Regions from separate parts of the Homo sapiens genome. Here region 1 is linked to region 2. Evidence: read pairs that join two places in POLR2A ChIA-PET (ENCODE). Cell type or tissue: PC-9. All regions are shown on one strand.

Evidence for each region. ChIA-PET counts read pairs that join two places held together with the same protein. Peaks named below come from ENCODE experiments on the same cell type or tissue, not always from the same donor. Only the 100,000 strongest peaks of a DNase experiment are listed, where the experiment ranks them.
Region 1: POLR2A ChIA-PET joins it to region 2 with 13 read pairs; 1 of 35 experiments calls an interaction of 5 or more read pairs at or near these places.

The regions. Positions count from the first base shown.
Region 1 is chr22:45,602,160-45,606,159 of GRCh38, reverse strand. LINC01589 (long intergenic non-protein coding RNA 1589) reads left to right here and starts at 513. Exons shown (of 2, transcript NR_131244.1): 1 at 513-759; 2 at 1,402-1,728. In PC-9, no CTCF peak of the experiment used is centred here; DNase peaks (open chromatin) are centred at 719, 1,729 and 3,259; H3K27ac peaks cover 2,417 bases.
Region 2 is chr22:45,246,919-45,250,918 of GRCh38, reverse strand. No RefSeq gene overlaps it. Among named protein-coding and RNA genes, the nearest start is that of KIAA0930, 8.0 kb to the right of the region's middle. RefSeq lists an enhancer at 1,238-1,287. In PC-9, no CTCF peak of the experiment used is centred here; no DNase peak of the experiment used is centred here; H3K27ac peaks cover 204 bases.

The sequences.
Region 1 (4,000 bases), 360 kb before region 2:
TGGGGGGTGCCTGTAATCCACACTACACAGGAGGCTGAGGCAGAGAGAATGGTTTGAACCCCCGGGAGGCAGAGACTGCAGTGAGCTGAGATCACGCCACTGCACTCCAGCCTGGGCGACAGAGCGAGACCCTGTCTCAAAAAAAAAAAAAAAAAAAAGAAGCAGCAGCAGCAGCAAATTTCCAGGAAGAAGCAGGCTATGGAGATCAGGGCAGGCAAAGGACAGAATTAGGTTAGTGCATCAACTGGGTCCAACCAGGAAGACACATGTGTTTATCTCCTGCAGCACCAAAAACCACCCAGAAGACAGCTCAGTGGACCCTAGCAGTGGATTCTACATGTCTGCAGAAAATGAGCAGAAAACAAGCCAGAGTTACAGCTATCTGCAGAGAGACTACATCCAGGAGGTCTGAAGACTGAAAGTAATCACTGCAGTCTGACTTCTACCACTGACACCCTTCCCATACATAATTTAAATGTGTAATTATAATACCATTGCTTAGTTAACGGACACCAATTCGTGCAGGAGCTGCCACAAACAGTAATAAACCAGCTGTGTTAGAAATGGATCACTTATCAGTGCGTGCCCAAGCCTCCTAATGCCTCATGATGTTTAATAATTAAATTGTGACACCTTGAACCCGCAGCTGACACCATGAATCACAGTGGAATTCTCCAAATGGAATGCAGCCACACCTCAGCTTCTGTGCTGCGTGCTGCCACTGAGGACATTCGATACCATTGAAGCCGTCAGATAGAGGTGGGTTATTTCCCTGTGCCCTGCACCTCCCTTCTGGCAAGTCCCTGGGAAGCAGTGGCCACAGATGAGCTGCTGCTCTCTTAAAGACTGAGATCAGGCCGGGCGCGGTGGCTCATGCCTGTAATCCCAGCACTTTGGGAGGCTGAGGCAGGCAGATCACCTGAGGTTGGGAGTTCGAGACCAGCCTGGCCAACATGACGAAACCCTGTCTCTACTAAAAAATACAAAAAATATTAGCTGGGTGTGGTGGTACGCGCTTGTAATCCCAGCTACTTGGGAGGCTGAGGCACAAGAGTTTCTTGAACCCAGGAGGCAGAGGTTATATGGAGTCTCGCTCTGTCACCCAGGCTGGAGTGCAGTGGCTCAATCTCGGCTCACTGCAACCTCATTTCAGGAGATGAGACCGGCATCCTTGTGGGAGAAGATGGCCCTGAGCTGGGCATGGCAGAAGGGCTGCGGAGTGTGTGTGTGTGTGTGTGTGGTGTGTGTGTGTGTGCACACATGCGCACATGTGTGTGTGAGAGAATGTGTGTGTGTTGGAGATGATTACCGAAGCCTTCCTGGCACATAGTAGGTCTTTTTTCCCACAAAGAGTAATGTGATTATTGGTAGTAATGGTGACTGTCACCGTGCTTCTCACAGGCCGTATTTCAAAAGGTCTACGGTGGCTCCGTTTCTTCTCTGAGACTTCAAAAGTCCTTCAAGAGTGAGTTCCCGTCTCATTCTATGTCCAGGATGAAGACGGATGGCCTCTTGGCACCCATCTCTTTGGCATGAACGATGTGGGGAAACGTGAATGGAAATGGGGAACTGTTGCTGGCACCCAGAAGTCATCCGGTCCGGATGAAGCCAAGTCACAAGGAAGTGCCTCCAATTATTCTTCATAAATTCCTCTGAGGTTTCACTTCTTGTCCACACAAGACTTTAATAAAATGTGGCATCTAACTGAATAAAGACTATCCTTTCGGGTGTGTGTGTCATGACAGTACTATTTATGGAGGACCTCCTGTGTAGCAGTTCTTGCACTGTTTTACGTAATCATCCCCTTTCATCCTAACAATCACTCCTGTGAAGTATGTGTCCTTATTTTCATTTCGTTGTAGAGAAAACCAAGGCTCTGAGACATTAAGCAATGTGCCCAAGGACACACAGCTAGTAAGTGGCTGGATTTGAGCGCAAGCCTACAAGAAACTGTAAGTTTCTTATTTGTATTTATTAATTCATCATATTGTCATTTCTTCAAAATGCAACTGAATCTCATAAAATGTCAGTGGCAGAATCTAGGTGGAAGGTGCCCTGGTATTCACTGTAAAATTCCTTCAACTCGGCTGTATATTTGAAAATTTTCATGTTACAATATTAGGAAAAAAACCCTTGATTTCCAGGTGTTTTTTCACCTGGACAAACTTGAGAACTTTGGAAAAGCTGGCTTACCTCCTCGAATTCTAGTTGGCTGGCTTGGCTGGGTTGGCTGGGTGGGCCCTGGCACCCTCCACTCAATGCCCACCTGCATGTTAAAACGGGTCCTGCTAGGACCCTGGGCAGCCCAGGCACTTCTGACACATGCCACAGACTTCCTCTGTACAGTAGAATAGATGTCCCTTAGGAATAAAAAAAAAAAACAGGCAGCTTTCTGGTCGAATACCACTCTATGACACCTTCTGGGACCTTCCCTCCAAGTTTCTTCTACCAGATCAACAAGAAGGATTCAACTTGGTGTCTCTGTGTGTTTTGCTGTCTCATGCTGCTTATAAACTGCTTTGCCTTTAGCAATGTCCCTCAGTTATCTTGTTCTAAGGCTACAATTAAGAAGGAATCACTGTTGTGGAGGAACTCAGAGGCACCTCCAGCTCCCATTAGCTGGTCCCTTAATGCCGCTGATGCGAGGCTCTGACAGTAATTACTTTGCAAGTATAATGAGATACTTATGGGTCCATCAGGTGCCCAACCCATAGCATGATATGAAATATGAAGAGTTAAGCTGGTGGGTAATTTACACAACTGTCTACCAAGTCTCTCCAGGATGATTAAGAAAAGGAAATGCCGGATTGAAAAGATGCCAAGCTTCCAGAGCGCGTTCATGTGGCTCGATTGACAGTGGCAACCATTATCGTCATCACCGTCATCGCTGCTTTTAACGGTTAATGATAATAAGCCGTCACACACGGATGCAGCACTTTGCAATGCACAAAGCCCTCTTGCACTCATGCTCTCCAGCGCTCCTCACTGCCATCTGGGAATCTCCACTTTGCAGATGTGGAAACTGAAGCTCGGACGATGGCAGTGACTCGCCCTGCTAGCCCTGCCGAGAGAGGTCTGCCTTTGCCTCCCTGATTCTGAATCAGATAGGGTCAGGACTCCCTCTATTCCCCTGGGCTCCTCAACCTGGCGCCCTCACCGCTTACTTGCGGGCCCCTCCTGCCCTCTTCTGCTCCAGACGGCAGGCTCTCTGAGGCAGGACTCTGATTGGACAGCTTGGATCATGTGCTCATTCAAAAGCCAATCAGCAGCAGGGGGCTTGGCTCTGTATTCACTCTTCCCATGTTAGCTGCCCTTTTTTTTTTTTTTTTTTTTTTTTTTTTTGAGACACAGTCTCATTCCTCTGCCCCGGCTGGAGTGGATCTCAGCTCAATGCAACCTCCACCTCCTGGGTTCATGTGATTCTCCTGCCTCAGCATCTCGAATAGCTGGGAATACAGGCACCCGCTACCATGCCCAGCTAATTTTTGTATTTTTAATAGAGACGAGGTTTCACCATGTTGGCCAGGCTGGTCTGGAACGCCTGACCTCAAGTGATCTACCTGCCTTGGCCTGCCAAAGTTCTGGGATTACAGGTGTGAGGCACTGCACCTGGCCTGCCCTAACTCCCGTTAGGAATATGGGAAACTCTTTTCCCAAAGCAGCCTGCACCTCGGTCTTCCCACCCCACCCTACTGAAGAAGGCTCCCAGAAACCAGCTTTGCTGAGCCCAGAACGGCCTGGCTCTGGCAGATTTGCCCCCAGGCTGCAAGTGGGCGGCAGCACTCCCCCTACATGTCCCTTTCTATTTCCTGCCCCTCCCCCTGAGTCTTCCTTTCATTCTTGCAGCCAGCTCCCAGCCCTGCTTCCCTGCCAGGACCCCAATTCCCTAACTCCCTGGCATCAAGACCTGCATGGATGTCCCCTGCACTTGTTTTGTCCCCGGATGTGGCTCCTTGGACTGTCCAGCCCCACACCTGGCCTCTTGTTTCCCACCAGCTAC
Region 2 (4,000 bases):
GACACTGTCTCAAAAACAAAAACAAGGCCGGGTGCGGTGGCTCACGCCTGTAATCCCAGCACTTTGGGAGGTGGGTGGGTCAGGAGATTGAGACCATCCTGGCTAACACGGTGAAACCCCATCTGTACTAAAAATACAAAAAATTAGCCGGGCGTGGTGGCACGCGCCTGTAGTCCCAGCTACTTGGGAGGCTGAGGCAGGAGAATCGCTTGAACCTGGGAGGCAGAGGTTGCAGTGAGCCAAGATTGCGCCACTGCACTCCAGCCTGGGCGACAGAGCGAGACGCCGTCTCTAACAAAAACAAAACCCAAAAATACCCAGTACAATCCTGCAGTTAATTTAGGGGGATTAAAGGGGGATTAAAGAGACCTCGGCATACCACTGAGTGTTATTAAGAAGTGCTGTCTTTTCCCTTCTCTGGAGACGCTATCCCTCCAAGTGAGCAATGAGTTGTTAATTTTTCTTCTTTCTTTCTTTTTTTTTTTTAAGATGGAGTTTCACTCTTGTTGCCCAGGTTGGAGTGCAATGGCGCCATCTTGGCTCACTGCAACCTCTGCCTTCCAGGTTCAGGTGATTCCCATGCTTCAGCCTCCCAAGTAGCTGCGATTACAAGCGCCCACCACCATGCCTGGATAATTTTTGTATTTTTAGTAGTGACAGGGTTTCACCATGTTGGCCAGGCTGGTCTTGAACTCCTGACCTCAGGTGATCCACTCCCCCTCAGCCTCCCAAAGAGCTGGGATTACAGGCGTGAGTCACTGCACCTGGCCTAATTTTCTTCTTTCATCAATAGTTACCTTCCACGTGTGGGCCCCACCATCCATGTGGGCTGGAGGACAGAGCCATTTCCAGGCATTTGTTGGCCTGAGTCACTCTAGCTTTCAGAGGCTCAGCCTATATCATCTGCAACATGAATGCACCCTTATCAAAATGTTTCCCCTGAAAAATTCTGAAAAGATTTCAGGCCAGGCACAGCGGCTCATGCCTGTAATCCCAGCACTTTGGGAGGCCAAGGCGGGTGGATCACAAGGTCAGGAGATCGAGACCATCCTGACTAACACAGTGAAACCCAGTCTCTACTAAAAATACAAAAAAAAAAAAAAAAAAAAAATACCCGGGTGTGTTGGCGGGCGCCTGTAATCTACTAGGGAGGCTGAGGAAGGAGAATGGCGTGAACCTGGGAGGCGGAGCTTGCAGTGAGCTGAGATAGCGCCACTGCACTCCAGCCTGGGTGACAGAGTGAGACTCCGTCTCAAAAAAAAAAAAAAAATCTGAAAAGATTTCTATAATTTTGCCTTTGAATTTTCTTGGCTACGTGACTCTGCCTTTGCTAATCTTGGAGAAGGTACATAACCTCTGTATGCCTCGGTTTCCTCATGCATAAAACAGGAATAATGATGGCTCTTAAGTCATAGAATTCAGTGTGTTGACATATGTAAATTCATAACACCACGCCCAGCAGAGGTAAGTCCTGAATACACGTTTGCCAAATAAACTAAAATACCAGTAACTTTCAGTTTCTGATTTCTCGTCGACCATCTGGAACTCTCAGAATTCTTGCTACGTGAGAAAATCTAACCCACAAAGAGTTTTCAAATGTAGTAAAACTTTTATAAATACCAAATCGAAAAGATGACATAATCTTCCATCTTGTAGGTATTTAATGAAATGTCTATTAATTTTAATTTTGCCATTTTATTTTTGCATTTTACAGTAGTACACAATGTTAATTATTAACACAGTGTTCATCGCCCCTCAAAATTCTGTGAGCTCCAGCCCTGTGAGCCTAACCAATAACCTAGCATCAGCAGGGGCAGAGGTCACACAGATGCCTCCAAGGGGGCTGATTCTGAGATGACCAAATGGAGGCAATGACCAGACCTATTGCCCAGTCCCACCTGGCTCTGCTCACCAAAGCTTTGGGGGTGGGGAGATGCCAGGGAGCTGTGCTAGCAGAAGTCAAAAGGTTCTGTCCAGAGACAGGTAGGTCAGGTTCACCTGGATCACAGCCATGACCAGGCAGGAGGCAGAGGGTGCCAAGGCTGTGTGTTCATGGACAAGGGGAACATCTTCTGAACTGGAGCCTCAGGGGGCAGGAAAAGGGGAGCAGGCTCTCCAGCTCTCCCTGCCCTGGCCCACCCTACCTGTTCTCCCATGATGTTGGGGCTGGAAAGGCCCAAGGGGATATCTAGTTTAGCCTCCTTCTCATTGACAGATGGAGCAGGGCGCTGGAGCAGAAGGGATCTGCCTGTTTCAGGCTGCGCTGGTTTCAGGTGCCCCTGCCCTGGAGCACCCTGCATCTCCACTCCACTTCCCAGCAATGAAGCTGTCCTGTGTTGCATGACATAGGTTTTCTTCCTTCAAAACAGCATTCCAGGGCTGCGCGCGGTGGCTCATGCCTATAATTAATCCCAGCACTTTGGGAGACGGAGGTGGGTGGATCACTTGAGGTCAGGAGTTCGATACCAGCCTGGCCAACATGGTGAAACCCCGTCTCTACTAAAAACACACACAAATTAGCCGAGTGTGGTGGCACACGTCTGTAATCCCAGCTACTTGGGAGGCTGAGGCAGGAGAATCACTTGAACCTGGGAGGCGGAGGTTGCAGTAAGCCGAGATTGCGCCATTGCCCTCCAGCCTCAGTGACAAGAGCAAAACTCCATCTCGAAAACAAAACAAAACAAAAGAAAAAACACAGCATTCCAGGGCTGGGTGTCTGTAATCAATCCTAGCACTTTGGGAGATGGAGGTGGACAGATCACTTGAGGTCAGGAGTTCGAGACCAGCCTGGGTAACATGGCAGAACCCCACATCTCTACAAAAATACAAAAAAATTAGCCAGGCATGGTGTCACATGCCTGTACTCCCAGCTACTTGGGAGACTGAGGCAGGGGGATAACCTGAGCTGGGGAGATGGAGGCTGTGGTGAGCTGTGATCATGCCACTGCGCTCCAGCCTGGGTGACACAGTGAGACCCTGTTTCAAAACAACAACAACAACTTAGCATTCCACACTCTGCTTTCCAGTGGACCTTCCCACCTTAAACCAGAAAAGGAATGAGTTAATACCAGAGTGTACACTGATATCTCTTCCTTCGTGGCTACAGGAGGATTGGAATCCTGGCTCAGTTCTGATTTGTTGTGTGATTTTTTTTTTTTTTTTTTGGTGGAGTTTCCCTCTGTCGCCCATTTAAAGTGCAGTGGTGTGATCTTGGCTCACTGCAACCTCTGCCTCCTGGGTTCAAGTGTTTCTCCTGCCTCAGCCTCCTGAGCAACCGGGATTACAGGCGTGCGCCACCACACCCAGCTAATTTTTGTATTTCTAGTAGAGACAGAGTTTTGTTTCTTTTCTTTTTCTTTCTTTTTTTTTTTTTTGAGATGGAGTCTTGCTGTGTTGCCCAGGCTGGTGCAATGGCGTGATCTCGGCTCACTGCAACCTCCACCTCCTGGGTTCCAGTGATTCTCCTCCCTCAGCCTCCCAAGTAGCTAGGATTACAGGTGCCCACTACCACGTTGGACTAATTTTTTTGTATTTTTAGTAGAGACGGGGTTCCGTCATGTTGGCCAGGCTGGTCTTGAACCCCTGACCTCAGGTGATCCACCCACCTCAGCCTCCTAAAGTGCTGGGATTACAGGCATGAGCCACCGTGCCCAGCCCAGAGACGGGGTTTCACCATGTTGGCCAGGCTGGTCTTGAATTCCTGACCTCAGGTGATCTGCCTGCCTCAGACTCCCAAAGTGCAGGAATTATGGGCATGTGCCACCACGCCCGGCCCGCCGTGTGATTTTGAGCATGACTCAACCTCTCTGGGTTTTGCTTGCCCCCGCTAACATATGAAGAAAAAACACTGGCTGCCTCTTCCGGGGCTCAGGGGTTCTAGTTGTCCACATCCATGAAGCTCCGGGCATACGGCAGGGCCTCAGGAAATATTAGTATGTCTCTCCCCACCCCCAATCCCATCAGGTGCTTCCTCTTTCAAAGTGTCTTCTGAATCCTTTAT